Linked DNA regions of Homo sapiens: region 2 is linked to region 1. Evidence: read pairs that join two places in POLR2A ChIA-PET (ENCODE). Cell type or tissue: OCI-LY7. All regions are shown on one strand. Links, peaks and the distances in the headings refer to the core of each region. The heading gives the core; the rest is flanking DNA. Region 1 has its middle 33 kb from the start of LINC00174. Region 2 holds the start of TMEM248 (transmembrane protein 248).

Region 1 (2,918 bases), core at 116-2,615:
CAGGCAATGTGCCAGTGCTGTAACAAGGTTTGAGCAAGGCATATCTCACACATGAAAACCCAGTGTGAAAACCTAGTCATCACACTCCCAGTGCTTTGGGAGGCTGAGGCAGGTGGATCACTTGAGGTCAAGAGTTACAGACCAGCCTGGCCCACATGGCGAAACTCTGTGTCTACTAAAAATACAAAAATTAGCCAGGCGTGGTGGCGTACGCCTGTAGTCCCAGCTACTCGGAGACTGAGGCAGGGGAATTGCTTTAACCTGGGAGGCGGAGGTTTCAGTGAGCCAAGTTTGCACCACCGCACTCCAGCCTGGGCAACAGAGTGAGACTCCGTCTCAAAAAAAAAAAAATACTTTGCAGGTCAGTATAAACACTTAAAATATCATTTGAATCACTGTGTTACATTATTTATTATAGAAAAAGAGGGAAACAAATATACCATATGTTTTTTTTTTGTGTGAGGGGGTAAAAAGCAAGAATTTGTGAAGCGGGGATGTTTCCAAATCCAGCAGAGTTTTTAATATATTCTAAAATGAAAGTCATCACACCTAGATGAGATTTGGGTAAAAAATGAAAATACGGAACAGTGAAATCAGCCAGAGATTTCAGAAATAGATTTAATTTCTCAGGAGCAAGTTACATGACACCTGGAGGACGAGGGGGAACAAGGTTGTGCTTTACTAACTGCTGATGGTGATGACAGATACACTTGTATAGAGTTTTAGTTCTGTTTCATACCATGCACCTTACATTCCAGCCAAATCAAAGAGCTAAACATGAAAAAATTGAGAAGAAAGTAGATTAGGATATGAGCTGGGTATGGTGGCTCATGCCTATAATCCCATCACTTTGGGAGGCCAAGGCAGCCAGATGAGTAGAGGCTAGGAGTTTCAGACCAGCCTGGTCAACATGGGGAAACTCCATCACTACTAAAAATACAAAAACTGGAGTTTGAGACCAGCCTGGTCAACATGGGGAAACTCCATCACTACTAAAAATACAAAAATTATCTGAGCGTTGTAGCAGGTGCCTGTAATCCTAGCTACTCAGGAGGCTGAGGCAGGAGAATCACTTGAACCCGGAGGTGGAGGTTGCACTGAGCCAAGATCACACCATTGCACTCCAGCCTGAGCAAGAGAGCAAGACTGTCTCAAAAAAATAAAAAAATAAAATATTAGCTTGGGCGTGGTGGTTCATGCTTGTAATTCCAGCTACTTGGGAGGCTGAGGCAGGAGAATCGCTTGAACCAGGGAGGCAGAGGTTACAATGAGATCACACCACTGCAGCCTGTGTGAGAGAGCGAGACTCCATCTCGGGGAAAAAAAAAAAAGAAAAAAATATATGAACGGTACCTTAGGATACGTATTTCAGCTGTAGAGAGGAGCAAAAATTGAACCATCAAAAAATTGTTTTACCTGGGCACGGTGGCTCACACCTGTAATCCTAGCACTTTTAGAGGTCAAGGCAGGAGGATCACTTAAGCCCAGGAGTTTGAGACGAGACTGGGCAACATAGTGAGACCTTGTTTCTATATATTAAAAAAAAAAAAAAAGAGAAATAAAATTAAAAACTTACAAGAAATTTGTTTGTTTTTGAGACAGAGTGTTGCTCTGCCGCCCAGGCTGGAGTGCAATGGCATGATCTTGGCTGACTGCAACCTCCACCTCCCGGGTTCAAGCAATTCTCCTGCCTCAGCCTCCCAAGTATCTGGATTACAGGTGTGCAGTAGCATGCCCAGCTAATTTTTGTATTTTTAGTAGAGACGGGTTTTGCCATGTTGGCCAGGCTGGTCTTGAACTCCTGACCTAAGGTGATCCGTCCGCCTCGGCCTCCCAAAGTGCTGGGATTACAGGCGTGAGCCACTGCACCCAGCCAAAAGAATTGTTTTTAATGACCAGATAAAAGGCTTAATAGTATTAACTTTTTAAAAATCTGTGCAATAAAAAATAAAACATGGGAAGTCATGAATATAAATAAGAGCTTCATATAGTGAAATATCTAAACTTTACTAAAGGTAGCACCTAGGCTTTTATAGTTGAGGGATCAATTTTAATTCAACCAAATGGCATGTATATGGGTAACTAGTTGACAGTGATTAGGGCTGCAGTCAAGGTGATCCCATGACTTGTGATCACCATGATCACATGTGTGCTTGAGTGCTTGGCCATTTTCACTGAGGGAATGAGGTGACTGCCCCTGACCCCCAGTGTCCTGCCTTCCTTTTAGAGTTAAGCCAGATGGTCGACTGCTGCAGGCTTCCACAGGATGTATCGGTGCTTGGCGTGTGAGGTCAGTGGCCTGTGTAGATGAGGTCTGTGACAGCCAGTCCTGGGGGTTTGTTCTCAGCCTTATTCATGTTCTTCTACTGTGACATCCTTGTGAGAACCATTGGGAGAAATTTTTGATTTTGGTGTCAGAATTTCACCTGAAGAATTTGTTTGCTTTCATCTTTTTTTTTTTTAAGTTTTTTTTTCTTTTATTATTATACTTTAAGTTTTAGGGTACATGTGCACATTGTGCAGGTTAGTTACATATGTATACATGTGCCATGCTGGTGCGCTGCACCCACTAACTTGTCATCTAGCATTAGGTATATCTCCCAATGCTATCCCTCCCCCCTCCCCCCACCCCACAACAGTCCCCAGAGTGTGATGTTCCCCTTCCTGTGTCCATGTGATCTCATTGTTCAATTCCCACCTATGAGTGAGAATATGCAGTGTTTGGTTTTTTGTTCTTGCGATAGTTTACTGAGAATGATGATTTCCAATTTCATCCATGTCCCTACAAAGGACATGAACTCATCAAACTGCATCAACTAACGAGCAAAATAACCAGCTAACATCATAATGACAGGATCAAATTCACACATAACAATATTAACTTTAAATGTAAATGGACTAAATGCTCCAATTAAAAA
Region 2 (2,918 bases), core at 162-2,661, 490 kb before region 1:
AGCCTGGGCGACAAGAGTGAGACTCTGTCTCAAAAACATATATATATATAATCTACCTTTCCTCCTTGCCACAGATGCAGCTAGAGCCTAAACGGAGAAGGTGCCAGTTAACTAGCCTTTGGTGATTTTAGCATTGAGACTCCGGTGCTAGCAGTGATTCCAGTCCACCTGATTCAGGCCACAGGAATTCTCCCAGAATCTTCACTACAAGTTGAAACTCCAAATCCTTAATCCTAGAGAGTAAATGCACTTAGGGTCAATGCACACCTAAGTATACCTTAGGTGCGCGACAGGTCTATTTCCTGTCAGAATCCCTAGATGAAAAGAGGAAGTAGATGGACACCCTTATCGGTCAAGCGCTGATGGAACACTCATCTACAAATGAGATACACATGCTGAGACCCTAAGCTGACCCAAGCTGATGGTGCTATCGAGACAAACCACTTTATCACATATTCATCAGCAGTCTCGGAGTTTTTCTTCCCATTCCCTCCCGTAGCGGCTCACCTTTGAGGCAGGAAAGAAGCAGTTCAGGCGGAAGCCACAATCTTTACAAAGCAGGCTTCAGAGAAGCTCACCATTCATCAGCCAGTGAGGGCTGTCACCTGCTAGTTGAGAACTAAACTCAGACATCAGATTCTTCCACAAAGGCCTCCTCACCAGCTGTCCGATGGGTACGGCGTTCAAACGACTCAAAACAGCACAACAAGCCTGGTTTTATTTCTGATGGTCCCCATCAAGGGAACTGAAACTACATGCCTCTAGATTACCTTGCGATCACTCCTCATTTTATTAAAAACATGAAGAAAGAATCCACCCCATTCCGGATATTTACCAAGCTTGACACAGGGAACACCACTATGCCATTTAACTTTGTGGACGTACGTGAGTCTCTCCCTCCCACCTTTCTGAGATGTGTTTCACTGCCAAACGGAGAAGAAACGCAAACACTCCCCAAAGCCGAAAAATGGCAAACGACCAAGATGTTTCCCGTGCCAAATCCGAATTATCCAGGCCTCGGCTCCAGACGTGGGAAGTCCCGCCATCTCCAAGGCCGGCAGGGAACCCTGGCTCGGGGGACGCGAGTGGGCAAACCCCAGTGTGGGGGGACCAGGCCGAGGTCGGCCGATGCTGGGCGACCCCCGCCAGCAGTTGGGGCGGGGTCTGCACCCTGAGAAGCGGTGAAAAAAGCCGGCGGAGGAGCCGCTCCCGACCAGCACGCTCCCCGCTCCCGGCCCCGCGGGCAGCCCCGACTGGGCCCGACCCCAGCCCGCCCTCCAGCCCCGGCTCACCCCGCCCCGGCGGGCAGCTGCGCGCCCCGGGCCCAGCCGGGCCAGCTGCTCGGCGGACGCCCGCGGTCGCGCTGGGCTCACTCGTGGCGGCGCGTGGCGGGCCCGAGGCCGCTAGGCACCATCTTCTCCCCGCGCCGGGGGCAGCGTCTGGCTCCGCGGGGCCGACGCGAAGACCAGACGCCAACCGGGCTCCCGCCGCCGCCTCAGTTCGGGCTCCGGCAACCGCGGTTTCCGGGTGAAAAAAAAAAAAAAAACCACGCCACCTCCAACGCCGCCGTGACCTCCGACCCCGGGCGTCCGACGGTGGCGCGGCCGGGACAAGCTTCGTCAGAGGCAGGCGGCGGAGACCACGCTTCCGGGACGGGTAGCGTGCATGCGGACGTGCGTGGAGTGCGTGATGGACGTTTATGGGTCTGTGTGCCGGTCTGGTGTTGTGCGTGTGCGTGTGTGCGTAGTGCGTGTATGTGGCTTGTAGTGTGCATCGTGTACAACGGTGTGTGCAGTGAGTGCATGTATGTGCATCTGTGTGCGCGTGTGTGGTGTGTGATGGTATGGGTGTGTGCATGCGTAGATGTGTAGGGAGTGCGCACACGTGTGCATGCTCATGTGTGTGCTATGCGTGTGTCTGTTGATGTGCTTGTATATTAATCACTGCTGATAAACATGTAATTTTGGACCAGGCGCGGTGGCTCAGGCCTGTAATCTCAGCACTTTGGGAGGCCAAGGCAGGAGGATCGCTTGAGTCCTGGAGTTCCAGACCAGCCTGGGTAACATAGGGAGTCTCTGACTCTATTTATAAATAAAATAAAATGAAAATGAAAATTTTTAAAGTATAATTTTGTACAATCACTTTGCAAAGTAATTTGGCATTATGCAGTACACTTAAAGATATACACATCCTCTCTTGAGAATATATTACCCTGGAGAAACAGTTGCACCTATGCACAAGTAGACAAAATAATGCTCATAGCAACACCAATGTTTTTAGCAGCAGTATGACTCACTAAAAATTGGGGAGAAAAAGCAGATGTCCATACAGTCAAATGTAAAAACCAACTTTGATATATTCATGGTTTGGTTTGTTTTTGTAGAGACAGGGTCTCCCTATGTTACTCAAGCTGGTCTCGAACTACTGGACCCAAGTGATCCTCCCACCTCGGGAGGATCTGGGATTACAGGTGTGAGCTGCCACGCCTGGCCCATCTTCGTGTTTAATCGGGTACAAAAGACCAGTGAAAATTATTTAATACAGCTCACACAATTATGGTAGTCAATTGCAGACTATATTGGCAGGGACCAAATCACAAAATGGTACACTGCTACATATTTCCATTATGTAAAATTCAAAACAGGCAAGTTCATAACATATTGTTTAGAGATGCATACATAATTGTTTGAACTGACATGAAGCATGAGAAAAAGATGTATAAACTTCATGTTAAGTGTTAGGGGAATGGGATGGGGGAGGAGTACAGGGTGCTTTAAAGGTAATAAAGTTTTGTTGTTCTTGCTTTTGAGACAAGGTCTTGCTCTGTCACCCAAGCTGGAGTGCAGTCGCATGATCATGGCTCACTGCAGACTCGGCCTCCCAAGCTGAAGTGATCCTCCTGTCTCAGCCTCCTGAGT

What was found. Peaks named below come from ENCODE experiments on the same cell type or tissue, not always from the same donor. Only the 100,000 strongest peaks of a DNase experiment are listed, where the experiment ranks them.
Region 2: POLR2A ChIA-PET joins it to region 1 with 9 read pairs; 3 of 35 experiments call an interaction of 5 or more read pairs at or near these places.

Annotation. Positions count from the first base shown.
Region 1 is chr7:66,431,694-66,434,611 of GRCh38, reverse strand. It overlaps the pseudogene RABGEF1P2, the pseudogene LOC124901855 and the pseudogene GRPEL1P1. Among named protein-coding and RNA genes, the nearest start is that of LINC00174, 33 kb to the right of the region's middle. In OCI-LY7, for the core only: no CTCF peak of the experiment used is centred there; no DNase peak of the experiment used is centred there.
Region 2 is chr7:66,919,836-66,922,753 of GRCh38, reverse strand. It overlaps TMEM248 (transmembrane protein 248), which reads right to left and starts at 1,529. Exons shown (of 7, transcript NM_017994.5): 1 at 1,293-1,529. RefSeq lists a silencer at 1,238-1,487. In OCI-LY7, for the core only: no CTCF peak of the experiment used is centred there; DNase peaks (open chromatin) are centred at 633 and 1,613; H3K4me3 peaks cover 2,500 bases; H3K27ac peaks cover 2,301 bases.